Linked DNA regions of Homo sapiens: region 2 is linked to region 1. The links are chromatin contacts, found by Hi-C in ENCODE. All regions are on one chromosome and are shown on one strand. The core of a region is the stretch at or near the end of the contact, and the rest is flanking DNA. Distances in the headings are between cores, read along the strand shown.

Evidence for each region. Hi-C counts contacts between places; a loop is a spot of excess contacts on that map. Pooled maps may share reads with other maps.
Region 2: a map with no recorded cell type shows a loop between it and region 1 (5-fold over the local background). The contact joins the promoter of SH2B2 here to the promoter of UFSP1 in region 1. A Hi-C loop is called at or near these places in 1 of 168 maps with a recorded cell type or tissue (heart right ventricle), 1 of 37 single-sample maps with no recorded cell type and 8 of 50 pooled maps.

What each region holds. Positions count from the first base shown.
Region 1 is chr7:100,887,500-100,891,729 of GRCh38, reverse strand. UFSP1 (UFM1 specific peptidase 1) reads left to right here and starts at 2,015. Exons shown (of 1, transcript NM_001430944.2): 1 at 2,015-3,009. The coding sequence starts at 2,231. The coding sequence ends at 2,887. SRRT (serrate, RNA effector molecule) reads right to left here. Exons shown (of 20, transcript NM_015908.6): 16 at 4,217-4,230; 17 at 3,871-4,027; 18 at 3,587-3,688; 19 at 3,347-3,473; 20 at 3,066-3,256. The coding sequence ends at 3,181. It overlaps ACHE (acetylcholinesterase (Yt blood group)), which reads left to right. Exons shown (of 5, transcript NM_000665.5): 4 at 392-561; 5 at 1,395-1,736. The coding sequence ends at 1,516. RefSeq lists silencers at 572-621, 693-850, 1,942-1,991 and enhancers at 56-788, 1,012-1,071, 789-1,522.
Region 2 is chr7:102,284,615-102,288,844 of GRCh38, reverse strand. SH2B2 (SH2B adaptor protein 2) reads right to left here and starts at 1,977. Exons shown (of 9, transcript NM_001359228.2): 1 at 1,751-1,977. RefSeq lists an enhancer at 230-319 and silencers at 1,470-2,009, 2,080-2,659.

The DNA.
Region 1 (4,230 bases), core at 766-3,265:
ACTAGCAGTGACACATTCTCTCACACACACACCAGTTTACCTGGATCGAGAAGAGGACAATGAAATCTAGCATTGGATGGGTGTTGTTAAAAAATGTGATGTTTGTAGACATAGGACCCGTCCTGGTTATTTAGGAAAGTCTCAAGACATCCTAGCCATTTTTTTAGTGAGAGAAACAAAGATGGAACAGAAAAGCTGAGGGAAACGGAAGGAGACGGAGCGCTTGAGGAAGGGAAGACCCCAATGACCGCGCACATTGGAGAAAGTGGTGGGAGGGAGGGGACGGGTTCTCTGGGGCTCTCCGCTGAGCTGAAGAGTCCGGGATCCCGTGGAGTTGGGGGCCACCTCCTCCCACTGCCCGTCTGGACTGAGCCTTCCCTTCCTTCCGCAGGGATCCCAATGAGCCCCGAGACCCCAAGGCCCCACAATGGCCCCCGTACACGGCGGGGGCTCAGCAGTACGTTAGTCTGGACCTGCGGCCGCTGGAGGTGCGGCGGGGGCTGCGCGCCCAGGCCTGCGCCTTCTGGAACCGCTTCCTCCCCAAATTGCTCAGCGCCACCGGTATGCAGGGGCCAGCGGGCAGCGGCTGGGAGGAGGGGAGTGGGAGCCCGCCAGGTGTAACCCCTCTCTTCTCCCCCTAGCCTCGGAGGCTCCCAGCACCTGCCCAGGCTTCACCCATGGGGAGGCTGCTCCGAGGCCCGGCCTCCCCCTGCCCCTCCTCCTCCTCCACCAGCTTCTCCTCCTCTTCCTCTCCCACCTCCGGCGGCTGTGAACACGGCCTCTTCCCCTACGGCCACAGGGGCCCCTCCTCTAATGAGTGGTCGGACCGTGGGGAAGGGCCCCACTCAGGGATCTCAGACCTAGTGCTCCCTTCCTCCTCAAACCGAGAGACTCACACTGGACAGGGCAGGAGGAGGGGGCCGTGCCTCCCACCCTTCTCAGGGACCCCCACGCCTTTGTTGTTTGAATGGAAATGGAAAAGCCAGTATTCTTTTATAAAATTATCTTTTGGAACCTGAGCCTGACATTGGGGGGAAGTGGGAGGCCCCGGACGGGGTAGCACCCCCCATTGGGGCTATAACGGTCAACCATTTCTGTCTCTTCTTTTTCCCCCAACCTCCCCCTCCTGTCCCCTCTGTTCCCGTCTTCCGGTCATTCTTTTCTCCTCCTCTCTCCTTCCTGCTGTCCTTCTCCGGCCCCGCCTCTGCCCTCATCCTCCCTCTCGTCTTTCGCACATTCTCCTGATCCTCTTGCCACCGTCCCACGTGGTCGCCTGCATTTCTCCGTGCGTCCTCCCTGCACTCATACCCCCCCTTCAACCCGCCCAAATGTCCGATCCCCGACCTTCCTCGTGCCGTCCTCCCCTCCCGCCTCGCTGGGCGCCCTGGCCGCAGACACGCTCGACGAGGCGGAGCGCCAGTGGAAGGCCGAGTTCCACCGCTGGAGCTCCTACATGGTGCACTGGAAGAACCAGTTCGACCACTACAGCAAGCAGGATCGCTGCTCAGACCTGTGACCCCGGCGGGACCCCCATGTCCTCCGCTCCGCCCGGCCCCCTAGCTGTATATACTATTTATTTCAGGGCTGGGCTATAACACAGACGAGCCCCAGACTCTGCCCATCCCCACCCCACCCCGACGTCCCCCGGGGCTCCCGGTCCTCTGCATGTCTCAGGCTGAGCTCCCTCCCCCGCGGTGCCTTCGCCCCTCTGGGCTGCCAATAAACTGTTACAGCCACGGGAGTGTGCGCGACTAGGGAGCCAGGGGTAGAGGCAGAACGCCGGAATCACGGGGGCCGAGTCTATGCAGGAGCGGGGCTGGAGGGCAAGAAACAGGCGAGCTCCGAGGCGGGCGCAAGGCAAAGGCCAACCCCTAGCCCTGCCCTGCCGGGCGGAGCTCGCGCCTGCGTAATGAGGCCCGCAGGCAGGCTAGCTGGCACGGCGGAGGGGAGGAGAGGGGAGGGGAGGGGAGGGGAGGGGAGGGGAGGGGCGGGGCGGGGCGGGGCGCGGCGGAGCATTGTGGGAGCTCCTCGGTCGGTGCCGGTCGGTGGCTGCCTATTGCGGCCTGCGGTGATCAACGAGGCCCGGGGAGCGCGTCCCCAGTCTGCGCGCCGGTCCTGCGGCAGCTGGCCCAAGACCCGGAGCCGAAAGGAAGTGTTGGAGCCTGAGGTCGCTCCGCGCCGCTAGGAGGACGCTGTGCCTGGCCTGGGACCTCCGCTCCCGCCCACCGCCCTGGAGCCGCTGAGGGACGTCCACGTGGGCCTGTCCCCGCCGAGCCGCGGCCCTGTCCGCCTGGCGCTGCTCTCGGGCCACTACCTCTACTACCACTACGGCTGCGACGGCCTGGACGACCGCGGCTGGGGCTGCGGCTACCGCACTCTGCAGACGCTGTGCTCGTGGCCAGAGGGCCAGCCCGCGGGCGTACCTGGACTGGCCGCCGTACAGGCGGCCCTGGAGGACATGGGCGACAAGCCCCCCGGCTTCCGGGGCTCCCGGGACTGGATCGGCTGCGTGGAGGCCAGCCTCTGCCTCGCTCACTTCGGAGGGCCCCAGGGACGCCTCTGCCACGTACCCCGGGGAGTGGGGCTGCACGGGGAGCTGGAGAGGCTTTACTCGCACTTCGCAGGGGGTGGGGGCCCAGTCATGGTTGGGGGGGACGCAGATGCCAGGTCCAAGGCCTTGCTGGGAGTCTGCGTAGGGTCAGGCACGGAAGCCTATGTCCTGGTATTGGACCCTCACTACTGGGGCACTCCAAAAAGCCCCAGTGAACTACAGGCTGCTGGGTGGGTGGGCTGGCAAGAGGTGAGTGCAGCCTTTGACCCCAACTCCTTCTACAACCTGTGCTTGACCAGCCTTAGCTCCCAACAGCAGCAGCGCACCTTGGACTGAGGACGAAGTTACAGAACTGAGATTCTCGGGTCCCAGACACGCACCTATGTACCTCCCACTGGTGTCCCTGCAAAGCCTGGCGCTTTTGACATCAATAATAAAAGTGGCAGGGCTGAGCAACACCTCAGGAGTTACTCTGGAAGGATGGAGGAGTTATGTAACACACGAGAGTCAGGAGCCCTGTGGAAGTGCTTTTATTAGCAGTAAGGCTGATCGTACAAAAAATTCTCAGAGCTTCATAGGACAAGGTAGTACAAGTATGGATGATACAGGACTGAGGAACGGGGGACGGCTCAAAAGAAATCAACATCGTCTGGGGCATCCAGGTCCCGATATTCCACAATGGCCCTTGGGTCTCCACGAACCATCCTGTGAGGTGAGAGGTACAGGATGAGAGCTGAGGGCTCCCAAAAGGGAGTCTGCAGGCGGCAACAAAGCTTGGGCGTCTGCCCTCCTCACCTGTTGCGAGGTTTCCCAGGATAACCTCCCTGGCCTCGGAAGGCATCATAGTTCCCTCGACCAGCACCATACGGGGCATGGGGGTATGGAGGGCCTCCTGTGGGGACTGCAGGGCGGACAGCACCAGCTATGACAGAGATCAGTGTTGAGTTGCAAAACTATGTCCTCAATTCCATCCTCTGTTTTCTTCTCCCAAAGCCACACACTCACCAAGCCCCTTCATCTCCCTCCTGTACTTACCTCCATAGCCCAAGATCGGGGGCCGGGGCTGACCATAGGGCATCAGGCCCTGGGGAGTCTGGTGTGGGTAGGGGAGTCCTGGGGTCAAACCTGGGGGGAGTACAACACGGACAGGGACATGAATTACTGCGGGGGCGGGGAGGGGGATACGGGTACAATTGACTTCTAGGGCTATGGCCTGAGGATGGGGCAGAAACTTCTCGGGGTGACACGTTAAAGAGAAACAGGAGTCCCTGGGTAGTCAAGGAAGAGGGCACATGCGACCTTCATGGATCGTATCTTACTCTGGGCGGGGCCAGGTGGCTGGGCTGGCTTGATCTCAGGCAGAGCTGGGCGCTTAGCATCAGTGAGGAAGTTGTTAAAAAACGCGACTTCCTTTTTCACTTCCTCAATTTTCTCTGCATGCTTGTTGAAGATATGTTTGCGCACAAACTCAGGACCCTGGGTGGAGAGAGGAGAGGGGTCAGGACAGCCACATAAGGGTTGCCTCGCTCCCAGGCCCGAGCTGGAAGGATTCCCAGCTCCCGCCTGCCAGTGCAGTAAGCAGTTCCCCCACCCCTGCCCAGGGGGCTTCCTGTCTCAACCCCACCTCCCACCACCGTAGCACGGCCATTCTCCAACATCCCACACCTTGAATTTCTTGC
Region 2 (4,230 bases), core at 728-3,227, 1.4 Mb before region 1:
AGGCCTGGCTCGTTGACTGCGGGACTTTGGGCCAGTCACTTCCCCTCCCTAAGTGTGTGGGGATAATAATAGCACTAAACCCACAGGATTGTTGTAAAGATGACACGAACGGCGATCCTGATGCCCTTAGCTTGGCACAAGTAAGTTTGAAACCAAAAGCTCAGCCCTGGGAGGCCCAGGATCACTTGGGTGGAGATCCCACTTCCAAGACCCCCAAGGGAAGCCCACCCCTGGGTATTTGTATAGAAGTCCTCCCTAGGAGATTCACGCTAAGTAGGGAAGAGGGATTTAGAAACTTCAGACAGATTTTTCACAACAAGGGTAAAAAGAAAAGCGTGTGCATTAACCCTTGATTACCTAGAAGCATTCAACCAAGCAGCATCAGAAGCCGGCCTGCCACGGGGTGGGGCTGTTCTTGTATGTTGGTAGGACAGACCTCTAAGGAAGTAGCTGGTGGGAAACTGTCTCTGAGACCCCCAAAAATGCCCTGATCCACACTAGCCTAAAAGAAGTGCCACCACCGCCACCACCAGACCTCTCCCAAAGCTCCTGGAGCTGAAAAGTTCTAGGTCACTCTCCCAACCTCTTCCTGCGTGGAGTGGGGAGGCCAGGAGGGAAGAGGTTGGGAGAGTTCAAGGTGGGACACAGTAGTGGGGGCTTCAGCTCAAGAGGCAGTCAAAACCTCTTGGGGAAACCACACCCCCTGCCCCCAGTCCTCCCAGAGGAGCTCCAGGGACCTGACTCTGGGACGCAATTCCTGCCGGGAGTTGCCGGTCCCTTAGCCAGGAGGCAGGCAGCACCATCCCATTTTACAGGGTAGGTGATGTTGGCTCGGGGGCATTGGTAGGGCTCCACCCAGGTCTGACAGCCTAGCCTGAGGCTCTCCCTTGCACTAGCTCGAAGTGCACGTAGATCCTGGCTTATTCGTGTTCAGAGTCTCGCCTGGGGCTGCCCGGTCTGCCTTGCGTGGCTCCTGAGAGGCTCCAGTCACTGCAGACTTCCCTCCCTGAAGGCCCCCACTTCGGGGCTGCAGGGGGCCAGGATGCGTCCCTGCCTCTGCCCGGCTTCAGCCCGCTGGGCTGGCGCGGTTCCGGCCCGCGCAGCCCGCAGGTTCATCAATGGCCGAGGCCCAAGGGCCTGAATGGAGGGCACGAACCCGCCCCTTCTTAAAGGCGCCGGCCTCTTGGGCACCCTCCACGATCCTCCCGGCAATCGGGGGCTCCGGGGAGCTCCCCGGCTGGGCAGGTCGAGAAAGGGGGGCCTGGGCCAAAGGGAGGGCGTGCCTGTGGCCTGGAGGAGGTCCTCCCCGATCCCATCCCGTGGCCCTCACCCTCATTCTAGGTTGACGCCCCCTCCCAGCGCTCCCAGCGTAGGGAAGAGACCTGGGCACCCCTTCCCCCAACCAGAGACCCCTCCTCTAAGGACCCGGCTGCTCTCGCCCCACTACCCGGCCGGGGCCCTAGCAGGGGGCGGGGGCGCAGCTGCTCCAGAGGCGGCTCGGCCCCTCCAGCGGCTCCCCGCCCCGCCCGGGATGGGGATCGGGGAGCAGATCCCAGCCGGGGGCGCCTCCCCTCCCTCGCGCGCCCTCCTCCCTCCCACCCGCGCACACAAAGACGACACGCGCGGACCAAGGCGCGTGCGGCCGCTCTCCTTCGGGCAGCGGTGCGCACACAGCGCACGTCCCCGGGGACAGACAGGGGTCCCGGGGGAAGGACCAGGGAGCGAGGAACTGGGTATAAGGAGGCCATACCTACAGGCGCGCAGCTGCGGCCGAGCGGGCTGGGGCGCCGGCTGAGCGCTGCCCGGACCGCGGCCGGGCTCCCCGGGCCCGGTGGCTCATGGCCCGCGGCGGACTGGGCTCCCTCCCTCGTTCACCGCCTCGAAGGCTCCTGCGCTCCTCGCGGTCCCGGCGCGTCCCCCGCGCGGCTCTCTGGCAGCCGAGCTCCGCGCGCTCCAAGCCCAGCCCCAGCGCGGCGCGCCCCTCCGCCCGCGAGGCGCGCGCCTCCCGGCCCCGCCCCGCCCCCGCCCCCGCCGCGAGCCCCGGCCCCGCCCCCCCTCGCGCGTCCTGGCCCCGCCCCCTCCCGCCCCCACTTGCGCCGCTCAGGCCCCGCCCCCGGCCATCCGCGGAGCCCGAGCGGCGCCGGTGGCCGGTGCTTGCTGGCTCCCCGCAGCTGCGGTGCCGAGACTGCCCGGTCCTGGGGCCCGGAGAGAGGGGTTAGGAGCCGGCTCCGAGTCGCCCCATCTGGGCGGGGGTCCCCATGTCGCCGAGCCGGCCCCAGGCCAGGCGCGGGACTCCCACTCCTCCTCGTGGAGGCCACCCCTCGAGCCCGCGGTGGTGGTGGCCCCGGGAGCGCGGAGCGTGGGGCCGGGGGAATGTCCTGCGTGGCGGGTGTATGGGACGCGGACGCCCTCGAAGCGCCCCTCGCTGACGGGTGCTTCGCGGGAGCCGCCGCTGTGGCCAGACTCTCCGCAGCAGGGACAATGGGAGCCTGGAGGAGGCCTGGATGTCGCAACGGAGGAAGTCGACGCCTGGTTCTCATAAATCTCGAGGGCGCCACCACGCCCCCTCCCTGCAGCCCTCCGGTGCGGGAAATCGCCCCCGGGCCACAGGGCGGGACGGCCCCCCTGAGCGCAGTGCCCCCACCACCCAGCCTTCGCTGTGATGGGGGCCTGATGCCACCCGGAGAGGTGTCAGAGATCATAGAGGGGCGATGAGGGGCCACAACCCTGGCACCTTCCTCACCCCTGCCTGGCTCCAGAACTCGCCTGCTTTAGGGCAGAGACCAGTGGGGCTGAGGAAACAGTCCCGCTGGGCTTTGCGGGGCATTTGTAGCCTGACCCCTGGTGCTGAGGGCACAGCGCGGGGGCTCTGGGAGGCTTCCTGAAAGAGGTGCAGGGGGCTCAGCAGGCCTGGAAGGGGTCTGAGAGGGGAGGGAGGGCTTCGGTGGGGGCAGAGGTGTGGAAAGGGCCGCTCAGAGAAGAGAGTAGTCTTGCTCCTGGAGATAGCAGGGGGGGACCCCTGGGTGTCTTCTCCCCTCATCTCCCTCCTTGTCCCCTGCCCCCACCTCTGGCAGTTCTGTCCTGGTCTCCTTGCCAGCCGGAGCTGCCTCCATCTGTCGCCCTCCCGGGCCCAAACTGACCTCTGACTTTTCCCAGAGCCATTTCCCATCTCTAATTTACAGACAAGGGTTTTTATCAAACCCTTCTTAGGGATGGAAAGGTGGGGCTTCCAGAGTTGAAGGTGGAGGGGACAGAGCCTTCACCTGCTGCCCAAAACCCCGGTGCTGCCCTCCACGGGGGCACGGAAGACAGGCAGACCCCTTCCCTGCCCCACATCTCGGCTCTGTTCCCTCCGCAGGACCAGGCCAGCAGACACTTTAATGAAAGCTTCGGCAGTGGGCCAGCCCTCGATCGGAGCTGCACACAGGCCTGCACGCCTGGTTGGGAACCAGGACACCTATGAATGAGGCCGGGAAGGGGGAGGAGGGGGTGCCCGAGAGTGGGAGAAAGGGAAGCTCCATACATGGCCTGGTTGTGGTCTCCACCCTCCTGGGAGAGGGGAGAGCCTGACCCGCGGTGGACTAACCTGGTTCAGAGTAGTGGGCTGAACTCCACTGCTGGGATGATAGCGGCCAGAGAGGGTCCTGAGATGGGAAGCCATGGGCAGGACAATAGCTTGGATCCATCCCCAGGGAGGAAGAAGTGAGGAGGGGCCGGCGGCAGAGCGCCTCGGACCCACAAGGAGGAACTGATGGAGATGTGGAAGTGGCTGTGGGGGTGGAGGGGGCGTGGTTGGCCAAGAGCAGCTGTCGCCTCGCTGGGGATAGGAATGAAGGTCAGGGAGGAAAGGTCCATCCTGGGTCCCTGAGGGCAGGAGGCTTGAGGGGCTTGGAAGAAGTCCTCATGGGGGAGATGAGGGGTGCTGGGACGGGGACCCCAAAGAAAGGCCCCTGGATACACATGCTTTAGACTGTTCAGAACTAAAATGGAGACAGAGGTAGCACAGGGGACCCTGGCCTGGTGGGCTGCAGTGGGGGACCTGGGTTTGCAGCCAGTCTTGTGACAGCTGGACAATGAGTTAATGCACCCACTCCAGACCCAGAGAATGCGCTCCTCTATCTGAGGCTGGGCTGGAGGTGAGGTGGCCCAGAACCTGTGTCTCGGGGGGTTCCCATGCGAGGCTGGTGCTCAGGGAGATTGATGGGCACGGGCTTTGCAGCCCCTGGCAGG